Regions from separate parts of the Homo sapiens genome. Here regions 1, 2, 3, 4, 5 and 7 are each linked to region 6. The links are chromatin loops, found by intact Hi-C in ENCODE. Cell type or tissue: Caco-2. All regions are shown on one strand.

Region 1 (4,000 bases), 99 kb before region 6:
TACAGACAGAATGAGGGAGACAGAGCTGATGGGAACAGTGAGGGAGCCGGAGGTGATGGAGCTGGACCCGATGGGGTGCATGGGGGTGGAGTGATGGACCCAAGGAGGACAAAGGAATGAATGTGGAGAAGATGGGGTGGCTGCAGACAGGGCAATGAAACTGAAGATGGTGGAGGTGAAGGGAATGGCCTGGTGGTGCTGCAGATGGAGGGAGGGCTGCAGGAGAGGTAGAAAAAGGTGGAGCGGGTGGGAGCATGGGGACAGGGCTGGAGCTGGTGCTCTGGAGGGATGAGGTAAATGATGGTGCTGGAGGTCATAGCCAGAGAGGGTGGGGCCAGTGGGTGACTTGCTGAGAGGTGACTGAGCTGGCAAGGCTGCAGGGGCTGGAAGAACACACTCAGCAGGTCTGACCTGCAGGCAGGCTCAGCCACTTCCCAGGAGCTTCCTTCGGACTAAAGGGCATGCCTACCTCTTCAGGGGGCGCCCAGGCCCTGGTAACTGCATCAAGCAAGAGACAGCCTGCTATTCCCTGGGCCCCAGGAGGAACCCCCTCAATTTAGACGATCCCAGATGAGTACCCCAGCTCATTGTATGGCCTCAGGCAAGGTCCACCTGTTTCTTGGCCTCAGTTTCCTCCTTTTCTTTCTTTCTTTTTTTTTTTTTTTTGAGATGGAGTTTTGCTCTTGTTGCCCAGGCTGGAGTGCAATGGTGCGATCTCGGCTCACTGCAACCTCCACCTCCTGGGTTCAAGTGATTCTCCCGCCTCAGCCTCTTGAGTAGCAGGGATTACAGGCACCCGCCACCACTCCTGGCTAATTTTTTGTATTTTTAGTAGAGATGGAGTTTCACTATGTTGGCCAAGCTGGCCTCAAACTCTTGATCTCAGGTGATCCACCTGTCTCCGACTCCCAAACTGCTGGGATTACAGTTGTGAGCCACTGCATCCAGCCAGTTTCCTCCTTTTCTAGTGGGGAGATAAACTGTGTGGTCTAGGCGTCCTAAATTGACCAGCACATGAGTTTAAGCTCAATGAGTCCACCACCCACTTTATAGATGAGCAAAGAGATCCTTGTTGCCAGACAGCCATCGTTGGCCATTACCTCCAGGGGCAGGATGGTACCTGGGCCACAGCGGCAGACACAATGTGGTCTTGTAGAAGTTGGAGATGTTGGCCGGGCATGGTGGCTCATGCCTGTAATCCCAGCACTTTGGGAGGCCAAGGTGGGTGCATCACCTGAGGTCAGGAGTTTGAGACCCCTGGCCAACATGGTGAAACCCTGTCTCTACTAAAAATATAAAATAATTAGCTGGGCTTGGTGGCAGGCGCCTGTAATCCCAGCTACTTGGGAGGCTGAGGCAGGAGAATCGCTTGAACCTGGGTGGCGGAGGTTGCAGTGAGCCGAGATCTCGCCATTGCACTCCAGCCTGGGTGACAAGAGCGAAACTCCGTCTCAAAAGAAAAAAAAGAACTTGGAGGCGTCCAGCTGGCTGCACTCACTCTTGCAGCCCAGAAGGTGGCGCTCTTGTTGAAGGCAGAGTGGAATCGTTTCTTCCAGGTGGAGGGGCCTCTTTGTTGGTGCCCTCCAAATGCTTGCCCTTGTGCACCATCCAGGCCTGGAGGATTGGGGATGGGGGCCTTGGGGGGGCATTTGGGGAGGAATAGCTAGGGCACTGGGCCGTGCAGAGGGATGAGAATCTGCCCTGCCCCTTGCCCTCTCTCTCCCTCCTTTTCCCTTTCCTTTCCCTCCCTCCCTCCCCACAACACATATTATTTGAGCTCCTACTAGGACCCCAGCTAGGGCTGGGGATTGAATGAGGAATAAGATAGACATGGTTCCTGCTCTCAAGCCTAATGGGAGAAGACAGCTGTAATCAGTTAAACAGAAATAACTATATTCCAAATTATGGTTTGTGATAAATAAAAGAAAAAATAAATAGAGTGATGGGATATAAAATCATGGCAGTGGTTTGCTATCTGCCGAGCCATAGAATGAAATCCCTACCTATTGTCATACACAAAGTGGACTCCAGATGATTTTAAAAACCACAGGTAAGAGAAAAAATGATAAAAAATTAATGGACAATAATGTAGGAGAAAATCTTTTAGGGTCAGAGAACATTTCTTAAAATGTAAAAGGAGTGAGACCCTGTCTCTACTAAAAAAAATAAAAAATAAAAATTAGCCAGGTGTGGTAGTACATGCCTGTAGTCCTAGCTACTTGGGAGAGTGAGGCAGGAGGATCACATGAGCCCAGGAGGTCGAGGCTGCAGTAAGCCGTGATCACACCACTTCACTCCAGCCTGGTGATCAGGGCTCACTGCAACCTCGACCTCCTGGGTTCGAGTGATCCTCCCACCTCATCCAAGTAGCTGGGACTACAGGCGCACCCCACCATGTCTGGCTAATAGTAAAATATTTTTTGTAGAGATGGGGGTGTCACTATGTTGCCCAGGTGGTTGGTCTCGAACTCTTGGGCTCAAGTGATCCTCCCACCTCGGCCTCCCAAAGCACTGGGATTACAGGTGTGAGTTACCGTGCCCAGCCTGGGAGGCTACTTTAAAGAGTGTGGTCAGAAAAGGCCTCTTTCAGGAGGTAACATTTGTGCTAAAACCTGGATGGAGCCTGATGAACAGCTGGGGAAAGGTGTTCCAGTAAAAGGAACAGCAAAGGCAAAGGGCCTGCAGTGAAAAAGAGATGGATAATTCAGGCAAGGCCAGTGTGGTCAAAGAGGAGGCCATCAGGAGATGTATTGCTACATTTCTCTCGTTCAGCACTGAGGGGGATTTAACTGATGAATTGCACTCAATCATGCACTGAGGGGGATTTAACTGATGAATTGCACTCAATCATTGTTCTCAGAGACTCCAGGTCTTGTTGGAAACATGGACACCAAAACAGAAAAGCCACAGTTCCTTGTGGGTGCCAGGAGTGAGACTTTTTGAGGCTTGATTTTATTGTCTGCAAATGTCTGTAGGTGTCAATACCACCTAACCTCGTGAGGTTGGGGTGGGTATAAGATGAGCTGGTGCATGTAAAATGCTTAGATAAGTGCCTGGCACACAGTGGTAATTTATTGTGACACTTATTGTATTAAGAATAACATGAAGATGACGTGGGCACAGGGCAGAGGGTGCTATCACCATGACTAGAGGTGTATTGGTTTTGTTCATGGCTGTGGTCTCCAAGCGACTAGAATGGTCCCTGGCACACAGGACACCCCCAGTATGTATTTGTTGAATGCACTGAGCTGGGCCTTGAAGGGTCAGTAGGAAGTTGAGAGATGGAGTGACATTTTTGGAAGAGGGAAGAGCTTGAGCAAAGTCCTGGAGGTATAGAAGGGCGTGGTGCACTCAGGGGTCAGTGAGCAGCCTGGTGTTGCCCTTGCTGGGTGTGTGTGTCTGAGGGTACAGTCAACTCTCGTTATTTGAGGGAGTTTAGTTATGTTCTATAAAGTTCCCATAAACACTAAATTAGGGACTAAGGAACCATTGCTCCTAGGGGAAATACAGGGCTAGGTCCCTGCCAGCTTCTGGTCATACCATTTTCATCAACCAACCAACACATAACCTTGTTTTCTGTGTGTTTCTGTTTGAGGAACTTTATTTAATATGATGTTGATTTATTAACACTGAACTCGCAACCAACAGCTCTAAACCTCATGCCTGAACGAAGCTTATCTAACTTGTATTTTCCCCAGAAGGCATATGACAGCTTTCTTGCACTCAGGAACACTAGACCACACTTCAGCTTTATGCTTGGGGGCCATTTTCAATCACCAACAAAAAAGCACAAAAACATAAAAAATGTGGCACTAAACAGACTGTAAAAAGGACACGTGTTTACATATGAGAGCTGAAATAAGAAGGCAGAGAATTGCCTTGTTTGACCTGAGCTTCGAATGTTCCTGGGTGGTTGGGGGGCAACTTACCTTTTTTGCCATTCTGCGCACATCCATGAATGGCCATGAAACTGATACAAGTGTTGCTTTGGGGATTACAA
Region 2 (4,000 bases), 140 kb after region 6:
TAAAGGTCTTTTAGACAAAAGAAACAGCCTGTGCAAAAGTAGGTGAAGGAGTTCAGCCTACTCAGCAGGAGCCCAGGGATAGTGGGAGTTGAGTGAGACCCTGCCTGGGCCTCAGCTGGGCCTGCTGGAGATGCCAAGGGCAGGGCTCATTTGAGTATGCAAATTCAGGGGCCCAGAGGACACCACAAAGTGTAACAAAAGACTCTACTTTCAGAGCCTGGAATGCCAGAGGCATATGGAAATGTGTTTTCACTCCTATGGGCCAGGTCCTCTGGGAGACAATAGACTGGTCTGTTGCTAAATTATCATCTTCAAACTAGCAGAAGCCCTGCTGGGCAGCAGTCACCGACCAGGGCAAGAGCCACTCTGCCCGTTTCACAGAGGGGAAAACAAACCAAGGGAGGAAAAGAGGTTCTGGGCCTTCATCTGTCCAGAAGCAGAGGTAGATTCAGAGCCCAGGGACAGAAAGGAGCCCACCTGGGGCTTTGGTCTTCACCTCCAGACTCAGAGAGGCAGCTTGGAGCAGCAGGTGGAGAACTGGACCACACATGTGGGGTTTCTGTAGTCACAGCTTTGTGGGTGACATGAAATGTTATTCAGTAGCTGCATATATACAAACAGGTCAAAACAGAGCTGCTCTGACTGAAGCAGGGTGGGGGGCTTATCTGTGGCCTTTCTTTTGTCTCCCCCACCCCCATATAACCTTGAGGCATCCATAGGATTCAGTTGGAAGAGCTCTACAGGTCCTTCCAGCTCTGATGCTGTGACTCCCTGATACTCTTTGGAAGCAAACCCAAGGGTGCCCAACCTCATGGCACCCTATCTGGGGGTCATGAAATCTCACCGCCTTTATCAACCCGCAGTGCTTACACCTGGGCCCAATAAACCTACTCGTTATTCATTCAGTCAGCAGACCCTGGAGAAGCAACACTATTAGCATCTGGGCTTAGGAGTCACACAGAGTTTTGTTTTGATCTCAGCTCTGCCTGTGTAGCCTCAAGCAAGTTGCTTAACCTCTCTGAGTGCCACTTTCCCCCACTGGGAGCACTGGGAGCCACTCTTTAAATAAATACTTAACTATGTGCCAAACACTCTACTAAGCCCTTGATGTAGGCTTAGGGGATTCATCTTCACATGACCCCTTGGAACCAGGTGCTATTACAGAGAAGAAAAGTGAGGTACAGAGAGATGACACAACTTGCTTGACATCACAGAGCTGCAGCGCTCAAGCTGAGTTGGTCCAGCTCCAGAGCCATTTAGCTATTACCCTCTGCTGTCTCCTAAGTGGGGTGTCATCCCTGCCCCATCGAGCTCCTGTGAAAATCAGTAGCATATGAGCATCTGCCAGTGAGCATCAAACAGTGGTAACTACCAGCATTAGTCCTTGCTCCAGAAGAAAAGCAAGGCAAAAAAGCTGGGCCAAGTAACAGGTAAGTGCGTGGACCCCAAGCAGCGCTTTTGGAGCTCCAGCCCTGGCTCCGCAACTTGCAAGCTGTGTAAGCTGGGGCCACTTACCTATTTCTCTGGGCTTCAGTTTTCTTATCTGTGGAAATGGGGCTGATAACAAAAGTGCCTCCTCCAAAGCACATGGTAAATGTCACATAAGTGTTTAAGTATCATCTTATAAATAAGCTATGATGCCTTCCATTAGCATCATAACTTTTGTTAACTGTTCATCTAAGGACTCATAAATTTCCCACACTCCCAGGGCCAAGATGCTGTCTCACTCCACCCTGGCAACCTCATCCCCATTTCGTCCCCACCCCCCACTATTCTAAACAAAATCAGAGTCTCTTCCAAGTTTTTACTGAAAAATTTGGGTCTCTGGGTCTCCCTTGGGCATGACAGCTCAGGCCTGTAATCCCAGCACTTTGGGAAGCTGAAGCAGGAGGATCCTTTAAGCCCAGCCTGGGCCACATAGTGGGACCTCTTCTCTATTAAAAAAAAAAAAAATTCTTTTTAAATTTAATCTGGCATAGTGGCATGCACCTATAGTACCAGCTGCTTGGGAAGCTGAGGTGGGAAGACTGCTTGAGCCCAGGAGGCACAGGTTGCAGTAAGCTGTGATCCCACCACTGTACTCCGTGACAGAGCAAGGCCCTGTCTCAAAAGAAAAAAAAAAAGAAGAAAGAAAAGAAAAAAGCAAAGCATGGGTCTCCATTCTAACTGCCTCGGGTGCCCCCTGCTGTCCACCCCTTGCAAGTGCGCCACCCACTTGCCTCAGACCTTGAGAAGCCGGCCGGTGGTGCTTTGATTGTTCTGTCTAGTCAGACGCCCTCACTTCCAGAATAATTTCATCAGACTGCACCCAGCTGCAGTCTGCCGGAGCACTGGAGTGCTGGGTTATTTAGAGGCAGCAGGATGCACTGGATTGGGAGTCCTCAGACTGGTTTGAGCCTGACATTCAGAATTTTCCTGGTGGTGTGATCTGGAACAAGTGGTTCCATGTCTGTAAAACAGAGATTATGATCATTCCTGCCTCAAAGAGCTCAAGCCCAGTTTGTAAACCAAAAGTGCTGCTTTCTGGGCATCTGAGGGTTCATCTTCAACCGCTTTTGTCCAAACCCTTGTAAGTAAAAATGTCTGCAAGATATAATCCCTGTGTTTTCATCAGAGGCTTCTAGGGCTCCTGGTGTGAATAAGAATCCTCCACGCAGTCTGTTAGTCACTCAGCAGCCATGGTGATCTTTAAATGTACATCAGAACATGTCACGCTCCTGCTCGAAGGCCTCTAATATCTCCCCAACACGCTCAGAATAAAATCCACCCTCCTCTCCTGACCTACAAGGCAGTTCATGATTGGCGGCCTCCCTCTCAACTTCAACTCTCCCCACTCTCTCTGTGGCATCTTCTGCTGGCCACACTGACCTCTGTGCTGTTCCATGAACACCCAAGCTCTTACCTACCTCCACGCCTTTGCATCTCATGTTCTCTCTGCCTAGAATATTCTTATGCGACACACTTATTATTATCATCATTCAGATCTTTGCTAAAATCTCACCCCCTCAAAGCAGGTTTCCCTGAACGCCCAATCCAAAAAAGCTCTCTACAGGTCATATTTTGTTACTTTGTTTTATCTTTTTTTTCTTTTTGAGACAGAGTCTTGCTCTGTCGCCCAGGCTGGAGGACAGTGGCACGATCTCGGCTCACTGCAGCCTCTGCCTCCTGGGTCCAAGCAATTCTCGTGCCTCAACCTCCTGAGCAGATGGGATTACAGGCGTGCACCACCATGCTCATCTTCTTTTTGTATTTTTAGTAGAGACGGGGTTTCGCCATGTTGGCCAGGCTGGTCTCGAACTCCTGGCCTCAAGTGATCCGCCCACCTCGGCCTCCCAAAGTGCTGGGATTACAAGTGTAAGCCACCATGCCCGGCCTGTTTTATCTTTTCTTTATGGTACTTACCACCTGCAGGGGCTTTGCCGGGCTCATCACCTGTTCAAGCAACATGTCTGGCACCCACAAGACACTCAGTGGATTTCTGTTGAGTAAATAAGTGAATTTTCCCTACCCAGGCTGGGGCATGAGGAAGATATGAGAGGTATAGCAGAATATGACATGAACCTGGGTTGTCCCCAGAAAGAGAGTTGAAGGTGAAAGCTCTTCATAGTATCCTAGGGTTCGTGTGTGTGTGTGTGTGTGTGTGTGTGTGTGTGCATGTGCACGTGTGTGTGTATGTGTGTTCCTGGAAGAATAGGTCCTGGAGAAATAGTCCCATTGCTTTTTCCCTGAGAACATTTCAAAGTGCTCTCTGGAAGTCTTGGAATTCTAGAGAATCCCCCAAACTGGCCCAGGCCTCCTTAGGGATCCCCCTAACCTGAATGGGTTGATGGAGGAATGCCACCCTGAGCCCTGGGGCCCTCCCGACACAAAAGGGAGGGCTGGTGCAGACATTTCGCATTTTCTTCACTTGAACACCTCTCTGCTGCTTTTGGGTGGGGCCATCTTGGCGTAGGCCAGGTCTGAGGACAAAGGTGTCTCTGTTTGGGGTGCAGATTGCAGA
Region 3 (4,000 bases), 73 kb before region 6:
ACACCCAGCTAATTTTTGTATTCTTAGTAGAGACGGGGTTTCACCATGGTGGCCAGGTCTCAATCTGTTGACCTCGTGATCTGCCTGCCTTGGCCTCCCGAAGTGCTGAGATTACAGGCGTGAGCCACCGCGCCCGGCCTGGCAGTTTAAATTTTGAGGTAGTCAGATTTAAACTGATCATCTTTTTCCTTTATGAATAGTGCTTTATTATTATTGTTTATCTAAGAAGTCCTTTCCCACCCCAAGATAATAAATATAACATGTATATGTCTTAAATATTTGTTATATTTATTTAATCCATTTAATTAGGCATCTATTTTTCAACCCTATGGAAAGTAAATTCTCAGTGCCATTTACTGAGTCCTCTATTTTTTCCCCAGTGATTTATAATGCCACCTCTATTATACATCAAGTATACACACACACTCTCTCCTGTGTCTGTTTTGAAGCTCTACTCCTCATTGGCTTGGTAGGCAGAGAAGTGTCTCCTTGCCCCAACATATACACATTGTTCTTTTGATTTTGACAAGATTTCTCAAAAATCCTGATTGGATTGGGGAAAATACACATCTTTCTGATATTGAGCCTTCCCATCCATGAACATGGTATATCATTGCATTTATTTGATGTCCTTTAATAATATTTTATAATTTTCTCTATGAGAATATAAACTCTATTAGGGAAAATGCTTTGTCAGTTTTCCTTTCTGCTGTATTTTTAGAGTCAAGAACAGAGCAGGACACAGAGTAGAAGCATAAGAATTTGTGGTTTAATGTCTTTCATATACTTTATTAGATCTGTTTCTACATATCTTATATTTCTGTTGCTATATATTTTTATTGTAGTTTCCAATCAGCTATGGTTGGTATATAGAAATTCAATATACAGTGAGTCATTTTTGGATTGATTTAAAAAACAAAAAACCCTTTTATTTGTTCTAATACTCTGTAGATTATCTTGGATTTTTAAATGCAGACAGTTCTGATGGACATCTATTTCAGAAGGGAAGAATGGATATTGTGTAGGCAACTAGCAGCATCTTCCACACTACTACTGTATGAAGCTAGAAGAGGCAGGTACTCTAGTCCTAGCAGCTAAAGCTGTTTGTGGACTTTAAATCTGAAGCAAATAGTACAACAAAGCAGGTGTCTGTTGAGTATTCATTTGGCCAATTCCAGTACTAGTAGTGGTATCTATTGAGCAGAGGTGCTAGTACCAGCAACAGCATCCAGTACTATTTGCAGCAGTCTTGCCAGTAGTGGTGTGGGATGTCCAGTAATAATCAGAAATGGCACCCCAATCAAAGTTTCTGCAAACTCTGATTTTGACCATAATTTTGATCAGATAGACTCCCTGAATTCCTTCCCCATTTTTTAATTCTGATTTCCAACAACTCTGTGACTCATTCAATATCCTACCAATGAATTCCATTTCTATTTCAGTTAATCAAAGATAGTTTTTTGTAACCAAGGACTCTGAACAATTAAACTCTCATGCTATCTGCAAATGATAACTTTGTCTCTTTCTTATATATATCTCATATATATTATCTATAGATCTAATAAGATCTATGCATTCAAATAATGAAATGCGTAGATCTTAAGTTTTCAGTTTAGTCAATTTTGACAAATGCATATACTCATGTAACCCACATCTTTATTAAGAGATGGAAATCCCCATCACTCCAGAAAGTTCCTTCATGTCCTTCCCAGTCAACCCCTCAGTACTTTTAAAACTTCAATGAGCTGGCCGGGTGCAGTGGCTCACGCCTGTAATCCCAGCACTTTTGGAGGTCGAGGCAGGTGGATCATGAGGTCAGGAGTTCGAGACCAGCCTGGCCAACATGGTGAAACCCTGTCTTTACTAAAAATACAAAAATTACTCAGGCATGGTGGCATGCACCTGTAATCCCAGCTACTCGGGAGGCTGAAGCAGGAGGATCACTTGAGCCCAGGAGGCAGAGGCTGCAGTGAGCCCAGATCGCGCCAATGCACTCCAACCTGGGCGACACAGCGAGACTCCGTCTCAAACAAACAAACAAAAAAACTACAATGAGCTATCACTGTAATCACTAAAAGGAAAAAGATGGACAACATCTAATGTTGGTGAGGCTATAGCCCTTAAGATTAGAAAGCGGCTGGGATAGCAGAGGCGACTGGCCGCGTTACCGACTGACCAACTGACCAGGTGACTTAGTGAGTAACTTCGTTAAGTAAGGAAACTCAGTACCATTACATTTACCGAAAGCTGACAACTTTTCAGATGCAGCGCTCCCAGTTTAAGGAAAGTGCAGTTGGAGGCGGCGTGGGGCAGAGGGAGCCAGCCTCTGAACGAACTGCCCCAGGGTCGCGGAGAGGCGAGGCTGGAAAAGAAAGGTTGAGGAAGTCGGGGGACCTAGGCTGCCAGGACGCCCAATAGCCTCCAGAGGTTCTGGTGGACCAGAGCCTGCGCACTCCGCCGAGAGCATGCCCTTGGCTCATCCAATCAGAGCGGCGGATCCAGGCGCCTGTCTGTCGCCTTGGCAACGGGACGCATAAGCACGCGAGGCGCGCGGTGGCGGTTTGGATCTGGCCCCTGGGGAATCGCGTTATGTCGCGACCGAAGGTAGGAGTCGACCTGACCCAGATGCTTTTATCGTCCCTAGAAAAAGGGAGGAAAGCAGCAGAGGGATTCAAAATCGGTTGGGGATGGGTGTTCCTCGCGGAATGGGTAGGGGTGGGGCGGGGGGGCGGGGTGGGTTGTTCTCGCGGAGGAATTCCGAAAACAGGAAGAAAAAAAGCCGAGGAACTCAGAGGAAAGACTACAAGTCCCGGCATGCACCGCGCCGCCCAAGCTGCTGCGCAAGTCCCGCGAGCCCGGCCAGCTGGCGGGAAGTTTACACAACAGTGGGACTCTAAGCTCCGTGACCCCAGGGGAAGTTGAACCTCAGAATTTCAGATTTCCTGACTTGGCGAAACCCGCCTGCCCGTCCATCCGTCCATCCATCCATCCATCCATCCGTTTATTCATCCATTCAAAACAACGCTAATTAGTGTCTTTTCCAAGCCAAGCTCAGTGCCGGCCAAGGGACACAGGTGAATCAGACAAACCTCTGCCCTCCAAGAGGGCACAGACCAACTCTCCCATTTTAAGAATGGGAAAAATGAAAGTCCAAGAGGGAAAATGAATTACAGTAAAATTCAGCTCTCCGCACCCCAACCGACTTTTTTTTTTTTTTTGAGACGGAGTCTCACTGTGTCGCCAGGTTGGAGTGCAGTGGCGCTATCTCAGCTCACTGCAGCCTCTGCCTCCCGGGTTCAAGCGATTCTCCTGCCTCAGCCTCCTGAGTAGCTGGGACTACAGGCGCTCGCCACCACGCCCAGCTAATTTTTGTATTTTTAGTAGAGACAGGGTTTCACTATGTTGGCCAGGTCTCGATCTCTTGACCTCGTGATCTGCCCGCCTCGGCCTCCCAAAGTGCTAGGATTACAGGCGTGAGCCACTGCGCCCAGCCTCCATCTTACTTCTTAATCCCAGCTCTCATTCATGAATGGCACCTTCATTTCTCTTCTTTCTTTCCTTTTTTTTTTTTTTTTTTTTGAGACAAGGTCTTACTTGGTTGCTCAGGAGGGAGTGCAGTGGTGTTATCTTGGCTCAGTCGACTTCCTGGACTCAAGCGATTTTCCTCCCTCTGCTTCCCAAGTAGCTGGGATTACCTGTGTGTGCCACCATGCTCAGCTAATTCTTTTTTAGTTTGTGTAGAGACAGAGGAGTCTCTATGTTATGTTGCTATGTTGCCCAGCCTTGTCTGGAACTCTTGGCCTCAAACCCATCTCCCGCCTTGGCCTCTCAAAGTGCTGGGATTACAGGCATGAACCACTGCACCTGGTCAACCTCTTATTTCTTTTAATTCCCTCTCACAACAAAAAATGAGTTTATCTGCTTTCAGAGTGCCTTGAACTTTGCCTTTTTACTACAATTCATTATTCATGTGACTATTTGTTTAACATCTGTCTTCCCT
Region 4 (4,000 bases), 67 kb after region 6:
TGAGGCAGGACAATCGCTTGAACCTGGGAGGCAGAGGCTGCGGTGAGCCGAGCTCACACTGCTGCACTCCAGCCCGGGCGACAGTGCGAGACTCCAGCCCCCCCACGCCCGCCAAAAATTGTTGTTTTCAAGTTCAAATTTAACTGGCATCCTATATTTTATCTGGCAACCCTATATGGAGGGAAAAACTAACAAATAAATCTGCTTAAAAATTGAGGGCTGAAATTTGATAAAGAATAAAAAGAAGAGAAAATGTTTGATTGGTGGATTCACCTAGAGGAATAGAACTAAAAATAATTTTTTAAAAGTTGGCCAGGCATGGTGGCTCACACCTGTAATCCCAGCACTTTGGGAGGCTGAGGCAGGCTGATTACTTGAGGTCAGGAGTTTGAGGGCAGCCTGGCCAACATGGTGAAACCCCGTCTCTACTAAAAATACAAAAATTAGCTGGACGTGGTGGCACGTGCCTGTAATCCCAGCTACTCAGGAGGCTGAGGCAGGAGAATCGCTTGAACCCGGGAGGCAGAGCTTGCAGTGAGCTGATATCTTGCCATTGAACCCCAGCCTGAGTGACACTGAGACTATCTCAAAAAAAAGTTAACTATTATATTGAGTAACATTTAAGTGCTAACATTAGGATATAAGAGTAAAGGAAAAATTTGTTGATTTAGTGCATCATTTTTCCTGACAAAATGGTATACTAATTTGATCCAACATTCTTCCCTTTCCATTTGACTTCTGCAACAAGACCATAAGGAAGGCAAGTGATTTGCAATTCCTTTGACAATGATGCTTGGGGTAGAGAGAGCCACTCAGGCCAGAGGAAATTTACAGGTGGTCAGTTCTTTCAAGCTGTTATAATAACTTTTGCTTCCCTATGGAATCTTATAGCTAGATGACTATGTGTTAAGGCAATATAAGCCAGCAGTTGAGAGTGTGGGCTCTGGCATGTGGATCCCAGTTTGATCCTCTCTAGCTATCTAATCCTGGGCAAGTTCTTTAGTTAGCCACACCCTGCCTTGGTTTTTCTCATCCTTAAAGCAAGGGTGAATGAGTGAATATATAGAGAGCGCTCAGAACTTTGCCTAGCTTCTATTAAGGGCTCAGTAAAAGTTATTATCAGGTATATTAATTCATGTATTTCTATCTCAATCTATCCGCACTGCATCAATGAGAAGGCCAGGGTTCTTCAAGGTTTCAGGGTGACATCTCTGTGTCCTTCTCTCACCCCGATTTCCATCCAGTTCCTGGGCCACCTTACCTGGGTGACTTCCTCACTGAACCCCTCCAGTCGGGACGAGCTCCTGCAGCTGCTAGACACCGCCAGGGTGAGACTCTGGGGAGGGAGGAGGGCAGGATCTCGCTCCCTTCTCCCTCTTCTACCTGCGGACCTCGGGAACTCGAGATCTGCCCCTCCCTGCAGCAGCTGAAGGAGCTGCCGCTGAAGACCACGGCGGAGCAGGACAGCATCCTGAGCCTGTCTGCCCGCTGCCTGCTGCTCACCTGGCGCGACAATGAAGAGCTCATTCTGCGAATCCCTACGCACGAGATCGCCGCCGCCTCCTACCTGCAGGACGACGCGCTGCACCTGCTAGTGCTCAAGACCGGTGCGGCGGGAGGGGGCGGGGGCGGGGGAGGGGCGGGGGCGGGGGCGGGGGAGGGGCGGGGGCGGGGGCGGGGCAGGGGCAGGGGCAGGGGCCGGAGGTGTGCGGATGGAGAAGGAGAGGGACCTGCGGCGGGGGCAGAGGAGATGGAAAAGGTCTGACCATACTACCCTGAGACTAGGGGCAGGCCGAAGAGGCTCTGGGAAAGCAGACAGGGCCTGAGGTTGAGGATGAAGGTGGGTGGCCTGAGCCACTACACTGAGGCCAGGTGGTGGAGCACTAAGAGGGTGGAGAAGCCCAAGACCTAGGCCAGGGCTGGATCCGCAGTTACCACCCGGCTCTGAGGCTAGAGTGGACCCTTGGGCTGGGGGCGGGGCCTGATTCCAGGGGCGGGGCTGAGGAGAGGCGGGAAGTCAGAATCCAAGGGGGCGGTCCCTGAAACCCGGGACTGGGTCCCCAGTTAAGGCTCCCTTGGGAGGGGACAGCCTGACCACCACCCTCTGTTCAGAGGGCAGGTCTGAGGCCAGGGGCGCAGGCGTCGTGGGGAGCGTGGAAGCCACCTGGCCAGACCACCGAGAGGCCAGGGGTGGAGACTGAGGCCGGGGGCGGGCCCGAAAGTGTGGAAGCGGAGTGGGCGGGGAACCGCCGCGCTACTTTAAAGCCGGGGGCGAGGCGGCGGTGGAACCCCAGAGCCGCGAGGTCAGGTGGCCAGCCGGCCTCGGCGGGGCGGGGGGGTCTCTGAGTCCCGATCCCCGCGGCTGACGGTCCCCCGGACTCTCCTAGGTCTGGGTGTGGACCCGGTGCCGGCCGGCGTGGATGCCAGCCCAGGCGGCGCAGGACGCGACCCCGGCCCGCCAGGCGGGGCGCCCGAGAAGCGGCGGGTGGGCACCGCGGAGCGGCGCCACACCATCTGCAGCCTGGACTGGCGGATGGGGTGGGGTGGGGGCGCCGCGGAGGCCCGGGCCGGGGGAGGCGGCGGCGGCAGCTTGGAGCGCCAGCGCGCCGGGGCGCGGGCGTCGGGCAGCTGGGAGCGACGGCAGACGTTCAGCGGCAGCTGGGAGCGGCGGCACGGAGGCGGCGGCGGCGGCGGCGGCGCGGGAAAGCCGGGCGGTAGCTGGGAGCGGAGGCAGGCGGGCAGCGGCGGGGGAGGCAGCTGGGAGCGGCGCCACCCCGGCCCCAACCCGCTCGACCCGCAGGACCCCAGCCCCGACGCCTACTGCAACCTGGTCATCCTGGCTGTAGCCAACAGGGTGAGCCCGAGGGCAGCCTGCTCCCAAAGCCCGGCTTCGGGAACGCTGCTTCCCCGCCCCCACCTTGCCCCCGCCCCACCCACCAGGTTCCTAGGATCTGCCCCTGCCTTCTCCCTGCACCTGCCCCACCTAATGGCTCCTAAACTCCGGACCTGGACACCTCCAGGGCATCTCCCCTTGACTCCCTCAATGGGATGAACTCTCAAAATGGCCAAAACAAACTAGATCTAACCTCCAGCCCGTTCCTTCTCCAACGTTGTCAGTGTTGGCCCCACCACAGTAACATTCACGAGGACACTAATCACCAGCGTGAATCTAGGGCCAGCTCATGCCAGACACAGGGCTGCATCAACTCATTTAATTCTCACAGCAACCTCTGGAGGCAAATATTACAACTACTGTATTCCCATTCTATAGAAAAGGAAACCGAGATCCATAGGTGAAGTAACATAGGCAAGGTCACACAGGAAGCACGTGGTGGTTTTAAGATTCAAATCCAGTAAGTTCAGAGCCAGTACTCTTGGTAACTAAGATGGCCACCCAAGAGAGAAGCCTTCCTGCCATTCTTCCTTCCCCCTCCGTCTTCCCCTCTGCCTCCCCCATCCTCTTCATTCACCCTTGCTTTTATTCACCCGACCATGTTTCTTGAGTGCCAGCTCTGGGCTAGGCAATGGGCTAGGTGCTATGGATACAGACGTGAAAAAGACATCTGGTGTCCACCCTTAGGGAGCTCACAGGCGAGCAGACACCTTCAAGTTCTGAGCATTCTAAGCTTTTCCTCTGATCTTGGACCACCAGATCCCTCCGTATAAAAACAGTGGTGAATGAAACAGACATAGTTCCTGTCTAGATGGTGAGGCAGATAATAACCAGTAAACTCAGACACCACAGCTGTCTCTCTCCCCTTGAAACACTTCCTCACTTGGCTTCCAGCTCTCCACCTTTTCCAGGCTTTTCTCCTACCAAGCTGGTTCCTCCTCTTCTTCAGAAGTTGGAGTGCCCCAGACTTTGTCCTTGATCTTCTTCTCTCCTCCATCTATCCTTCATCTACCCATTTCTAGGTGATCTGCATCTGAAGATCTAACGACTGTTTCAAACCCAACACATCCAAAACTGAGCTCCAACCTCCTCCCCCAAAACCTGCCA
Region 5 (4,000 bases), 80 kb after region 6:
GAATAGCCCATGGGAAGGTTTTCAGAGGAGAGCTGGACCAAACATGCCCTTAGGGAAGGCTCTGGGCCTTTCAGGCAGGGGTTGGGTGGCGCTGCTTCCTGGGATTGATCTCGAATGGTGTCCCCCACATAGTTGCGGAGTAAGCTGGGGCCCCTCGAGATCCAGCAGTTTGCGATGCTGCTGCGGGAGTACCGGCTGGGGCTGCCCATCCAGGACTATTGCACAGGCCTGCTGAAGCTCTACGGAGACCGGCGCAAGTTCCTCCTCCTTGGTGAGCCCCCGCTGTACCCCCAGAGGTCAGCTAGGGCCCCTGCTTGGTCCATGCCATCCCAGTCAGGCACCAGGCTGCAAATGTTTTCTCCTTATCTTTCAGCCTCTGATGAAACCCAGATCATGAGATTCACAGGGCAGATGAGGAGCCCAAAGTGCAGAGTAGGGAAAGGACTTGTCAGAGCTGGGAGACACTGTTGATAAGAAGAACTAAGCAGTGGTGTGGCCATTTCATCCTCACAGCAAAGCTGCGAGAGGGACTGATTCTTCCCATCTTACCCCACACGGAAGCTGAGGCTCAGAAAGGCTAAGGAACATGTCCAAGGTCACACAGCTAGTAAGGAGGGCTAATAATAACAGGAGGAATAATACGAATAAGCTGACATGTGCTTGGCAGTTACCCTGTGCCAAGCATCATCTCATTAAATGCCCCCAGTTCTGAGAAGTAGATACTATTAATGGTCCCCATTTTGCAGGTGAGGAAACTGAGACTCAGAGTTACAAAGTAAAGGACTGAGGTCACATAGCTAGTAAGTAGGAATGGAAATAAAACAAACTGTTTACAGAGTGCTCAGTATGTGCTGAGTACCTTGTTATTTAATCCTCACATCCCTACCCAGAGAACAGGTGCAATTATCTGTTTTACAGGTGAGGAAAATGAGGTTCAACATAATTAATCAATGGGAATATAATGATGGTACTAATAATAACAAAAATAGGCCTGGCGAGGTGGCTCACACCTGTAATCCCAGCACTTTGGGAGGCTGAAGCTGGCGGATCACCTGAGGTCAGGAGTTCAAGACCAGCCTGGCCAACATGAAACCCTGTCTCTACTAAAAATACAAAAATTAGCAGGGCGTGGTGGTGTGCGCCTGTAATCCCAGCTACTTGGGAGGCTGAGGCATGAGAATCTCTTGAACCCGGGAGGCAGAGGCTATAATAATAATAATAAAAGTACAGTAATCTAGTATGTAGTGAGCATTCACTGTGTGCTGAGCGCTGTGTCGTTATTCGCTGGCTCAGACAGTTAAGGACCTTGGGCAAGGCCACACAGCCAGTGAGTGACAGCAGGGATTTGCACCCAGATCTGCAGAGAGGACGCTTCCCCTGTGGAAGGGAAAGGGAACGTGTCCTGGGGACTCACCATGCCCCTCGGCTCGCAGGGATGCGGCCCTTCATCCCGGACCAGGACATCGGCTACTTCGAGGGCTTCCTGGAGGGCGTGGGCATCCGCGAGGGCGGCATCCTCACTGACAGCTTCGGCCGCATCAAGCGCAGCATGAGCTCCACGTCGGCCTCCGCAGTGCGCAGCTACGATGGCGCGGCGCAGCGGCCCGAGGCACAGGCCTTCCACCGGCTGCTGGCTGACATCACGCACGACATCGAGGCGCTGGCCCCCGATGACGACGACGACGACGAGGATGAGCCCCGGGGCTCCAGGGGCGGGAGCGACGCCGCAGAAGACAACTACCTGTAGCCACCGCCCCTGCGGACGGCGTGGCTCAGCAGCCCACCTCTGAGTCTCAGCTTTGCTTCGGGGACCCTATCCCCAGGGCCCCCCCATCACACCTGGCGGGGCCGGGGGGTCTTCACTCCAGGGTCTCGCTCCCTGCCCTTGGGGCCCGGGGCCATGCAGTACCTGGAGTGTCCTGCAGGGGGAAAGCGAAGCCGGGCCCTGAAGTCCGGGGCAGTCACCCGGGGCTCCTGGGCCGCTCTGCCGGGCTGGGGCTGAGCAGCGATCCTGCTTTGTCCCAGAAGTCCAGAGGGATCAGCCCCAGAACACACCCTCCTCCCCGGGACGCCGCAGCTTTCTGGAGGCTGAGGAAGGCATGAAGAGTGGGCTCCACCTGCTGGCCGACTGAGAAAAGAATTTCCAGAACTCGGTCCTATTTTACAGATTGAGAAACTATGGTTCAAGAAGAGAGGACGGGGCTTGAGGGAATCTCCTGATTCTCCTTATATGACCTCAAACTGACCATACTAAACAGTGTAGAAGGTCTTTTTAAGGCTCTAAATGTCAGGGTCTCCCATCCCCTGATGCCTGACTTGTACAGTCAGTGTGGAGTAGACGGTTTCCTCCACCCAGGGTTGACTCAGGGGGATGATCTGGGTCCCATTCTGGTCTTAAGACCCCAAACAAGGGTTTTTTCAGCTCCAGGATCTGGAGCCTCTATCTGGTTAGTGTCGTAACCTCTGTGTGCCTCCCGTTACCCCATCTGTCCAGTGAGCTCAGCCCCCATCCACCTAACAGGGTGGCCACAGGGATTACTGAGGGTTAAGACCTTAGAACTGGGTCTAGCACCCGATAAGAGCTCAATAAATGTTGTTCCTTTCCACATCAAACATTTTATGACTCAGTTTACCTTTCTTGCCTTGTAATAAGCAAAAGATGTCTGGGTGCATCCTACCCCAACTGAAGTGGTGGTGAGCTATTCAGAAGATCCTCAGGGGAGTTCACTGTTTGGGAAGAAGAAACAGTACTTGTTCCCTTGCAGCCTTGTTACAGCCTAGCTCTGTGCTCAAGTCACAAACAAGAAATAGCCAAGACTCCACAGGCAGCTATCTGGGAGTCTGGGGTAGTCAAAGAAATGGGAAGGAAAGGTTGGAGAGGTAGAGAAGTCAGGATAAGGACAGCATTCAGCACAGCCTGAGTAAAGGCTGGAAAGCTAAAAGGGATGAGGCCTGAGAGGAGGCCAGAGACTCACATAGGAGATCCAAAATGTGTTTGTAAAACCTTGCAAAGGCTTCCATGGCCAGACACATTGTACACACCATAAAATAGGCACTGTTAGCAATTTTCAAAAAAATGTTATTAGGACTCCAGGTCCAAAGAGTTCCATAATTCATACTTGGTTTGTGGTAAATGATCATCCCATCATCACTGGTCCATGTAGGGCCCTTCTGATGTTTTATTTTACCCTCTCCTGATCCACATGTTCCCCACACTCCTTTTCCCTCTTTACTATGAGCGCCTAACCCTATGTGCTGATATATGTCCCTGGACCTAAACTACACAGTGCTTTGTGTGTGTGTTTGTATAAATGATATTACATAAGAATTTCACTCTATTCCTTCTCTCACTCTGTAATGTTTTTCTATTTAAAAAGAAAACTAAGAAAATTTTTAGAGACAGGTTTTTGCTCTGTCACCCAGGCTGGACTGCAATGGTGCAGTGACAGCTCACTGCAAGAACTCCTGGGCTTAAGTGATCCTCCTGCCTCGCCCTCCCAAAGTGCTGGGATTAAAGGCATGAACCACCAAGCCCAGCCACCCTATAATGTTTTAAATACCTACATATGTGCTGTTGAAAAATCTCACTGTTGCATCCAACTGCTGCAAAATATTTCGAGTTGAGCATCCGCTGTTTTCTTTATCCATCTCCCCAGAGATGAACACCCAGGTTGCTTCCAACTCCCTCTTACCACAAACAACACTGTGATTGATGAACATTTTTGTACATGAAACTTATGGGCCTATGTGAGCATTTCTTTGGGCTCTAAATCCAAGAGTGGAATTACTAGATCACAGGGCAGGTTTTGAATTTCATTAACTTCTTCCAGAATGGCTTTCACCAACGGTGAGTGAAGGATGCTGTTTCCCGACATCTTCATCAGATTTTTCATCATCTGATTTTGTAACTTTGCATTCAGTGTGGGTGTAAGGTGGCAAGTTGTTTTAATTTGCATTTCTCTGTTAATCCTGAAATTTATAACTTCCTTCTATACTAGTC
Region 6 (4,000 bases):
CGGCACTCTCTCAGTGTCTGCCATCGTTGATAAGCCAGGAGCTAACGACCTGTCACTGAAGTGAGCAGGCAAAATCCTGAACCACAGTCTGTGCCAGAACTGCAAAATTTGCTCCCCCATCTCCCCGGACTGTTTCAATTTCCCACAAGGCTGAGTTATACAGCTGTGACCTCCTGCCTGATCTCTATCAGGAACAAGGTAAAGGCCTTAAAGGAAAACGGAACAGGCCTCCAGGGCTGCACTGAGAAAATTTCAACTTACCAGAGAGGCTGAGATCCTTCTGCAGGGCCCTCAGGCCCTCTCGATTCTGATTCCTTTTAGTGTCCAGGTCCACAATCTGAAAACCACAGGGACAGGAGGGAACTCAGCTATCTCTTGCCCCAAGCTGTCACCTCTTGACAGACAAGGGTTGCAGAGGCAATGCATTATTCCTGATTACATTCAACGTCCTGCCTAAAATGGATTGATGTGTGAATGTATTTCTTCTCTCACTCAGCTTCCTGGTCTTAAAGACAATGCTTTGTGCAGCTGCCCTCTCCCCAGAAAAGATGCTGAGAAAACATGTGCTGACTAAATGGGAAATTCTGCATTATCCACTCGAACTTTAGGGCATATCAGAATCACCAGGGGAGTGGAAACCCTTCCCCTACACACTGTGATTAAGCAGGCCTAATGTTTATTTTTGGACAAACTTCTCCAGCTGATTCTGAACTAGTAATATGAGAAACCCAACAATACTAGATTGGAACAGCAGGATTGGGGGCACTGAGACAGTGGTAACAACACAATAGCTACTAAGGAAGTGACGCAGTAGTACAGTATACTGCACGAGTGCTGGTTCTGGATTTGGAATACCCAGGTTCGAATCCTGCTATCTGCCTCAAGCTGTGTAATTTCACCTTCCTATTTACTCCTCCTCAAAATGGAGCTACGGACAGTACCTACCTTACAGGTTATTGAGCCAGCAATTAAATGACTTAACACAGTACCTGGCACATAGTAAGTAGCTGATAAACTTTAACTGCTCTTATTCTCATCCAGCACACCCTGATCCAGTACTTAATTTGACAGGATCTTGCCCAAGTTTTCCCCTTCTCAGTAAATACCTGACCCTTCTAACTGGAGATGAGAGGGAGTCACGACTCCCCCGGCTCCACTACCACGGCCTACTGAGTCTGTCTCCAAAATACATTTCTGACCCCTTCACTTCTCTCCACCACCACTACCTAGTCCAAATCCATCTCTGGTCTGGACCATACCAATGGCCCCTCACCCATCTCCCTGCCTCCGCCCTTGCCCACCTATATTCTGTATTCCACACAGCAGCCAGGGGGGATCCTTTTAAAACCTAAATCCAATTACGTCACCCTCCTTCCCCCAGGAACTCCCCTCAAAAACTTGGCACTTAAAACAAGACACCCCATAAACAGGGCGCCACCTTCCCCCACGTCCCCACCCCTGCCCGGTCACAAGGCCCCCTCAGGCTTCTTTTCGGTTCCAGCTCTCCCCTGAGGGCCTTTACAGGGCGGTGCCCCTAGATCAACCATGGGGCCGGGAAGTGCATTTTGAAACAGGTGCTCAGGGAAACGGCCCAGAGCATGATGGGTCGAGATCCACAGAGCATGGCAAGGGGCAGAGAAAGGATGAAGAGAGAGGAATGTCCAGCATAGCGCAGGCGCTCACTTAGTAGCGGCCGAATATTTATCGGCCCAGGTCTGTCGCCTCGGAGCCGTTAACCGCCTGTCCAGGTCAACTCACTGCGACCCCGCGCGCTTTCCCACGGCGCCGGCCGCCAGGCCCCAGCGCCGCGGAGGGGCCTCTCACCTGCCGCTTGTCCGCCAGCACCTCCTCGGCGAGCTCCTCCACTTCTACAAGGTACCGCAGCACTCGCTCTGCCTCGGGTGATAGCATAGCGCCCACCAACTCCGCTTGCGGCTCTCGCGCGACCCCGGGATCTCCGCTTCGACTCCCGCTGCGCACGCGCCGCTCTCTAGGTGCTTCCGGCGCGCCTGCGCAGTTAAAAGAACGGTGGTGCGCAGGCTCTAACACTAGTGCGCCAGCCGGCTGCGAGAGGCGGGGCCTAGCTTTGGGGGCGGGGCTGGAGCGCCCTCTGCAGGCTCAGAGAGCTCAGTCCTCGGGCTGCCTCTGACCCGTTACTCCCTCGGTTCATGCTTCTTGAGCACTTATTATGTGCCAAGCAGTTTTATGTGCTTAGGATGCAGCAGTGAACACAACAAAATCCCTGCCCTCATGGAACTTCATCCTAGTGGGAAACACCGACAATTAATGGCAAAACAATTATATACCGTGGCAGGTAGTGATTAGGATCTGGGAAATATTATTCTTCCCCTGGCTAAGAAACACCAAGAAGGCCCATGTGGCAGTGTGACTTATGTTTAATCTCTGACACTTTCAGTTTCTAATTTATAAAAAGGGGGTGAATAAAAATCCGCCTCAGTGTCTCTCCACAGGATCGGAAGGAAGCAGGAATCAGCTGGGCGCAGTGGCTCATGCCTGTAATCCCAGTACTTTGGAAGGCCAAAGCGGGGGGATCACTTGAGCCCAGGAGTTCGAGACCAGCTTGGGCAACACAGTAAAACCTCCGTTTCTACTAAAAATACAAAAAAAAAAAATTAGCTGGGTGAGGGGGGGCGCGCCCGTTGGTCCCAGCTACTCAGGAGGCTGAGGCGGGAGGAGCACCTGCATCTGGGGAGTCGAGGCTGCCCTGAGCTATGATGGCACCACTGCACTCCAGCCCGGGTGACAAAACGAGACTCTGTCTCAAAAAACAAAGGAAGCAGTAATCACTTTTAATTCCGTTTAACCAGAGTTCACTTGAGCCCCTGTGTTGGGCCCAATGTCCAGAGTAGCTGGCCTATACATAAGGAAGGGACTTGAAAACTATGGGCAGTAAGCAATGAAGTGCTAGCTCAGAAAAGCAGGTGGGTGTGGGTGGTAGGATTGGGAGGACTTCCCAGAGAAGGCAGGCAGGTGGAAAATGGTTACCATCAGAACCAGAGGGTTCCCACGAGGTCTTCACGCCCAAACTCCTCATTGGATAGCTGGAAAAAACAAACCTCAGAGAGAGGCAAGGCTTTGAAAAGAAGGTGAGGGGTGAGCCATGTGGATGCCTAGGAGAAGAGTGTTCCAGGCAGAGGGAACAGCCAGCGTATGTGGAACAGAATGGGCGGGGGGGAAGCAGGCAGGAGGTCAGAGGGAAGGAGGCATTGAGCCCACATGGCTGTAAAAGGCGCTGGGAAAGGACTTTGAAAGTCTAAAGAGCAGAACCGATATTATCACTCTGATGTCTCGCCTCCCTGATTCCAGCGTTTTATTCTCTCCTTTTGACCTCTTGTAACCAAGCCCCTTCACACCCCTTGCCTTACTTGAGTGTCAAAGCAACCTTTGTATGGATGGGATTATTACTGCCCCATTTCACAGCTGCAGACTGAGGCCAGGAGAAAGGCAGTGCCTCATCACACAGCAAGCCAGGAGTGCCTGGTGTCCATGCCATTTCCGGACCCTGAAAAAACCCTCCCCAAAAATTGTGGCCCCAGAAGCCCCAGCAGCACCTCTATGTTGCCTAGCCATTGGCTGCCTTCAACTACCAGAGGCAGAGCTAATTTTTCCTTCAGCCACCTGGTGTGGGGAAGGAGGGAGATTCATTAAGGATTCCTCACTGAGGGTGAATTTGTCGCCAAACCCAGGATGTTTTGTATAAACACCTTCTGGTTCAGAAATGCAGGCACAGGCCCTGAGAAGGAAAGGGGGATGTTTGCCAAAGCAGAAATGGGGCTCACCAGGCATCCCTCGGCCTGGACCCCAGCACTGCGTCTCCTCCACCTTGGGACCCACAGAGGGCTGGACCAGGTTGACCCTTGACCCCTACCACATGGGCCTGGATGGGGAGAGGCTGAGGGAGGCTCCCACATTAGCAGCTTCTTGGCGGTAACTGGCCTTTAGAGGCCACCCCTGGCCACTGGAAATGTTGGGGAGGGGA
Region 7 (4,000 bases), 130 kb before region 6:
AATTCATACAAGACTGGAGTAAGAGAGACCCTCAAAGACTGCCTAGGTTGAACATATCTTCTCTAGGCTTCTGGGGTCCGAAGTTCCCCTTACTCCATGGGCTTGGGTCTAGCCAAGGGCAGGGTTGAGATGGCAGGCAGAAAGGCTAAAGGTGTCAGGCAAAAGGCTGTGTATTTCCTAGGACATCCAGTATTTTCCTGTTCTTCTTAATATAATTATTGGTAAGATATGAAAAGATGACTAATAACCAGATTGGAGGATCATTGATAATATTTTCATAACCATAATATAGCACATGTGTGATGCCATCAGTTATACTTACCTGAATGCTAATGAGGTCATTAATGATATATTGTAAGCCACAATAAGAACATTTACCATATCACTTTGATAATTATGTATCAATTATATCACAACAGATTTTATGAATCAAGAGCTACATAACTCCCTAGTTGTATCCACATGATGATTAACCATATCAACAATCCTATTAATAGTTATTAATGATGTATTAGTGTGTTGGTAGTCAAGATAATGACCACAGCCATGAACATCCCTTAATTTTGTACCAGGTGAATTTGGCTGTATTACACCATGCATTTGGGGTGGGGTTGGATTAGCTCTGCAGATTGCATTGAGACTTGCCTGATGCCACAGGCTGTGGCCGCTGAGGGCTTCACCTCTGTGTTCTCACCTTCTAGTTCTGAGAAGCTGCTGGCCAAGAAGCCCCCAAGCGAGGCATCAGAGCTCACCTTTGAAGGGGTGCCCATGACCCACAGCCCCACGGATCCCAGGCCAGCCAAGGCAGAAGAAGGAAAGAACATCCTGGCAGAGAGCCAGAAGGAAGTGGGAGAGAAAACCCCAGGCCAGGCTGGCCAGGCTAAGATGCAAGGGGACACCTCGAGGGGGATTGAGTTCCAGGCTGTTCCCTCAGAGAAATCCGAGGTGGGGCAGGCCCTCTGTCTCACAGCCAGGGAGGAGGACTGCTTCCAGATTTTGGGTAGGCCAGGGGCAGGTGGGGGCTGGGGCTGCCCTGGGGCCAGGGGGAGGGAAGGGGGCTGTCAGTCCCAAGTCTACCTATTCGGAGGTCTGAACTGCCCTGAGCCAAGCCTTACCCAGGCCCATTCATCTAAGGGTCACACAACTCCAGAAAGTATTCCTTTTTTAACGTATGTTTATTCATTTGTTTATTTGTTTTAAAAGATAGGGTCTTGCTACGTTGCCCAGGCTGGCTTCAAACTCCCAGCCTCAAGTGATCCTCCCACCTTGGCCTCCCGAGTAGCTGGGACTACAGGCGTGTACAACCATACCTGGCTTTCTTCAATCTTATTTTTTAAGATGTATTTTTATTTTTAAATTTAGTATTCCCTTTTGATAGATGGGGAAAGGAAGGCTCAGAAAAAGGAAAATGAAGTGCCCAAACATATCCAGTGAAGACAGGATTTGAACCTGTCAGGCCACCCAGACTCCAGAACCCACTTTTGAGTTTTTTCTACTTTGACTAAAATGAAGTTAAAAAAAAGAAAAATCAGGCAGATTATTGGAGCAACACAAACTCCCTGGGCAATGGAATTTGGAGTCAATCTGTAGAAGGGCTCAAATGCCAGGCTTAGTAGCTAAACTGTATAGTGGGGTGGGGTCGTGGGAGCTATAGAGGGCTCATGCGCTGAGGAGCACAGGTGCCTGTGTGTGGGAGCAGTGACCAAGGAAGCTGGGCATGTGCAATGGGGCAGGACTGTGGAGTGGCCTTCATTGATGATTAGACAAGCAGCCCGTGGCTTGTTCATGGGCTGCAGAGAGCACTGAGTGTGAGTGAGCTTGGCCAGCAGGTGAATAGGGAAAGGGCCTGGGCAGGGGTGCGGCAGGGCTGGGGGTGGGGTGAGATGGGGTCAGGAGAACCCAGAGTGTCCTGACACCCCCCTGCCTCCAGGCTGAAGTGCCCTGGGAGACCCGCCAGCCTGCCTGGTGAGCGGCACCGTGCCACCCAGACAGGGTGGGAGGACCTGGCGGCTGGGCGGCAGCCAGGAGCCCTGCCTCCGCCCCTAGCAGCCGCAGAGACCTCCGCCCCGCCCCGAAATCGCATCCTAGAGTGACAGGATCTGAACCACCTCCAAAGGCCGTTTGATTTATCACCAGCCCGGCTTCCCTGCCGCCTCTTGCTATTTATAAAGAGGTTTCCATTCCTGATGACCGCCTGCCGGCCTGCCAGCCTTCAGGGCGAGCGGTTCCCCACACTTGCCGCTAGGTGGCGCCCTCTCCCCACCAAACAGCACGGTCCCCGGTCCCGCCCCGCCATGGGTGGTCTGGCCAGATTGCGGTGTTATTAGGATGGAGGGTGGGCAGGTCCCACCACCTACCCCATTATTCAGACATAGCAACCCCACTGCCTGGCATTCCGCTTTATAGCTGCTGTGTTTGATTGTTTTTGGTGGAAATGCAGATAGCTTGGGATGGAGTCCTTGTGTCTTATAATGCAGAGGGTCCAAAAAGTCCAAGCTCCCATCCCGTTTGTTCTGCCAGGAGAAGCTGGTCCTCCCTGATAGGAGTGTTGTGTTGGTGGCAGAACTGATATTGGAAACTGGGCCCCATAGCCCCTATCCTGGAGCCAGGTGTCCCCCAGGTATCACTTGGTGAACTTAACTTCCCTAGATGGGGCCCAGGCCAGCAGGAGGGGTGGTGCCAAGGGGAATCCTCAGCAGCCCCTGGCACTGACCATGAGGGCTGTGCTCTGTCCCCCAGATGATTGCCCGCCACCTCCGGCCCCCTTCCCTCACCGCATGGTGGAGCTGAGGACCGGGAATGTCAGCAGTGAATTCAGTATGAACTCCAAGGAGGCGCTCGGAGGGTGAGATCTGGGACCCCAGCTGGGCACTCATGGACAGAGAGTACACCGGGCTCCTGTGGCTTCACATTTCCCCTGTGCAAGGCCCAGACACACACCCCGCTGAGACATGGCCACATGGACATGTTCACCTCTGTGTGGGACACACACTGTGTGCAGCTGTCACATGCTGATGTGCACTCAGTGTTGCTGTCACTTACTCAGACGCACCGTCAGCCATTCAGTGCTTCCGTAGGAAATACACAGCATTTTTCTGTCTGTCTCAGCTCCAGGCACCACACTGACCCCCTCATGGTGATTCCTGCTTTGTAAAAAGCCCTGACTCAGTCTTATACCTCTGCAGATCCTCCCTCTGCCTGAAGGTGCCCTCCCCCAGGGCCCAGGGCCTGCCTGCCCTAAACCTCTAAGGGTCGCATCCCAGGGCCATCCTCCCTACACGCCTGCTCTTCCTGTGCACGTGGTCTGTGTGGTTCAAAGAACCTGCTTCAGCCATTGTCCTGGCAGAACAGCTCACAGCTTCAGGAGGGAGTCAGGGCTGGCTGGGGTGAGTGCTCCCATCTCACCAAAGGGGATCCAGAGGCACCACTGGGTCTGGGACCAAGTTAGGATCAGAGCAAAGGATGCCACTGACCCCGGTGGGCTCTGGGGTCCCCTCACTTACAGCCTCTTCTCTTTCCAGTGGCAAGTTTGGGGCAGTCTGTACCTGCATGGAGAAAGCCACAGGCCTCAAGCTGGCAGCCAAGGTCATCAAGAAACAGACTCCCAAAGACAAGGTAGTGAGGTTGCGGGGGTGGTGGCTGCCCAGGATGGGGAGGGGATCCTTGGAGTGGGCACCTCTCGCCTCCCTCCACCAGCGCTGCTGAACCTGGGGCCTGGTATGGGAGTTTGTTGCAGTGAAAATACTACACAGATAGAGAGATGGATGGACAGCCCTGCAGCAGGGGCCTGAGGACCCTACCCATAACCAGATACTTCAGTTAGTGAACTTATCTGGGGACTTCCCTTTTAGGCATGGGATATTCATGCCCTCTGGTTCAATTCAACAAACACTGATGAGTGTGGGCTCTGGGCCAGGCCCTGTGCTGGGCACTGGGGGTCTGGGAGTGAAGTGGGTGTGGTCTCCACCCTCAGGGAGCTGAAGCCAAGGTAAACAAGCCT

What was found. Hi-C counts contacts between places; a loop is a spot of excess contacts. Peaks named below come from ENCODE experiments on the same cell type or tissue, not always from the same donor. Only the 100,000 strongest peaks of a DNase experiment are listed, where the experiment ranks them.
Region 1: it touches region 6 in a loop (15-fold over the local background); 100 of 110 quality-filtered maps call a loop at or near these places.
Region 2: it touches region 6 in a loop (4-fold over the local background); 20 of 110 quality-filtered maps call a loop at or near these places.
Region 3: it touches region 6 in a loop (8-fold over the local background); 22 of 110 quality-filtered maps call a loop at or near these places.
Region 4: it touches region 6 in a loop (2.5-fold over the local background); 15 of 110 quality-filtered maps call a loop at or near these places.
Region 5: it touches region 6 in a loop (6-fold over the local background); 37 of 110 quality-filtered maps call a loop at or near these places.
Region 7: it touches region 6 in a loop (12-fold over the local background); 46 of 110 quality-filtered maps call a loop at or near these places.

The regions. Positions count from the first base shown.
Region 1 is chr20:31,851,359-31,855,358 of GRCh38, forward strand. It overlaps a transcript of DUSP15 not described here. Among named protein-coding and RNA genes, the nearest start is that of FOXS1, 7.8 kb to the left of the region's middle. In Caco-2, a CTCF peak has its summit at 1,511 (motif pointing right); a DNase peak (open chromatin) is centred at 1,523.
Region 2 is chr20:32,089,871-32,093,870 of GRCh38, forward strand. HCK (HCK proto-oncogene, Src family tyrosine kinase) reads left to right here. Exons shown (of 13, transcript NM_002110.5): 11 at 3,993-4,000. Among named protein-coding and RNA genes, the nearest start is that of TM9SF4, 18 kb to the right of the region's middle. RefSeq lists an enhancer at 1,153-1,948. In Caco-2, a CTCF peak has its summit at 2,194 (motif pointing left); a DNase peak (open chromatin) is centred at 2,211; H3K27me3 peaks cover 352 bases.
Region 3 is chr20:31,877,294-31,881,293 of GRCh38, forward strand. The region is part of intron 2 of TTLL9 (tubulin tyrosine ligase like 9); the gene reads left to right. Among named protein-coding and RNA genes, the nearest start is that of TTLL9, 8.7 kb to the left of the region's middle. RefSeq lists an enhancer at 2,025-2,524 and silencers at 2,690-2,749, 2,760-2,869. In Caco-2, no CTCF peak of the experiment used is centred here; DNase peaks (open chromatin) are centred at 2,478 and 2,838; H3K4me3 peaks cover 1,651 bases.
Region 4 is chr20:32,016,556-32,020,555 of GRCh38, forward strand. It overlaps CCM2L (CCM2 like scaffold protein), which reads left to right. Exons shown (of 10, transcript NM_001365692.1): 3 at 1,245-1,328; 4 at 1,424-1,607; 5 at 2,388-2,854. Among named protein-coding and RNA genes, the nearest start is that of CCM2L, 8.1 kb to the left of the region's middle. RefSeq lists a silencer at 2,205-2,334. In Caco-2, CTCF peaks have their summits at 1,536 and 2,840; DNase peaks (open chromatin) are centred at 1,546, 1,976 and 2,856; H3K4me3 peaks cover 1,896 bases; H3K27me3 peaks cover 885 bases.
Region 5 is chr20:32,029,568-32,033,567 of GRCh38, forward strand. CCM2L (CCM2 like scaffold protein) reads left to right here. Exons shown (of 10, transcript NM_001365692.1): 9 at 133-271; 10 at 1,434-2,613. The coding sequence ends at 1,747. Among named protein-coding and RNA genes, the nearest start is that of HCK, 21 kb to the right of the region's middle. RefSeq lists an enhancer at 1,644-2,171 and a silencer at 1,833-1,882. In Caco-2, CTCF peaks have their summits at 1,955 (motif pointing right) and 2,168 (motif pointing left); DNase peaks (open chromatin) are centred at 1,615 and 2,054; H3K4me3 peaks cover 568 bases; H3K27me3 peaks cover 186 bases.
Region 6 is chr20:31,950,051-31,954,050 of GRCh38, forward strand. It overlaps PDRG1 (p53 and DNA damage regulated 1), which reads right to left and starts at 1,996. Exons shown (of 5, transcript NM_030815.3): 1 at 1,825-1,996; 2 at 262-337. The coding sequence starts at 1,911. In Caco-2, a CTCF peak has its summit at 2,120 (motif pointing left); a DNase peak (open chromatin) is centred at 2,021; H3K4me3 peaks cover 1,546 bases.
Region 7 is chr20:31,820,738-31,824,737 of GRCh38, forward strand. MYLK2 (myosin light chain kinase 2) reads left to right here. Exons shown (of 13, transcript NM_033118.4): 4 at 702-1,000; 5 at 2,740-2,845; 6 at 3,522-3,615. Among named protein-coding and RNA genes, the nearest start is that of MYLK2, 3.4 kb to the left of the region's middle. RefSeq lists enhancers at 1,974-2,033, 2,501-3,028, 3,029-3,555, 3,756-4,000 and a silencer at 2,334-2,383. In Caco-2, a CTCF peak has its summit at 2,248 (motif pointing right); DNase peaks (open chromatin) are centred at 1,784, 2,184, 2,894, 3,311 and 1 weaker place.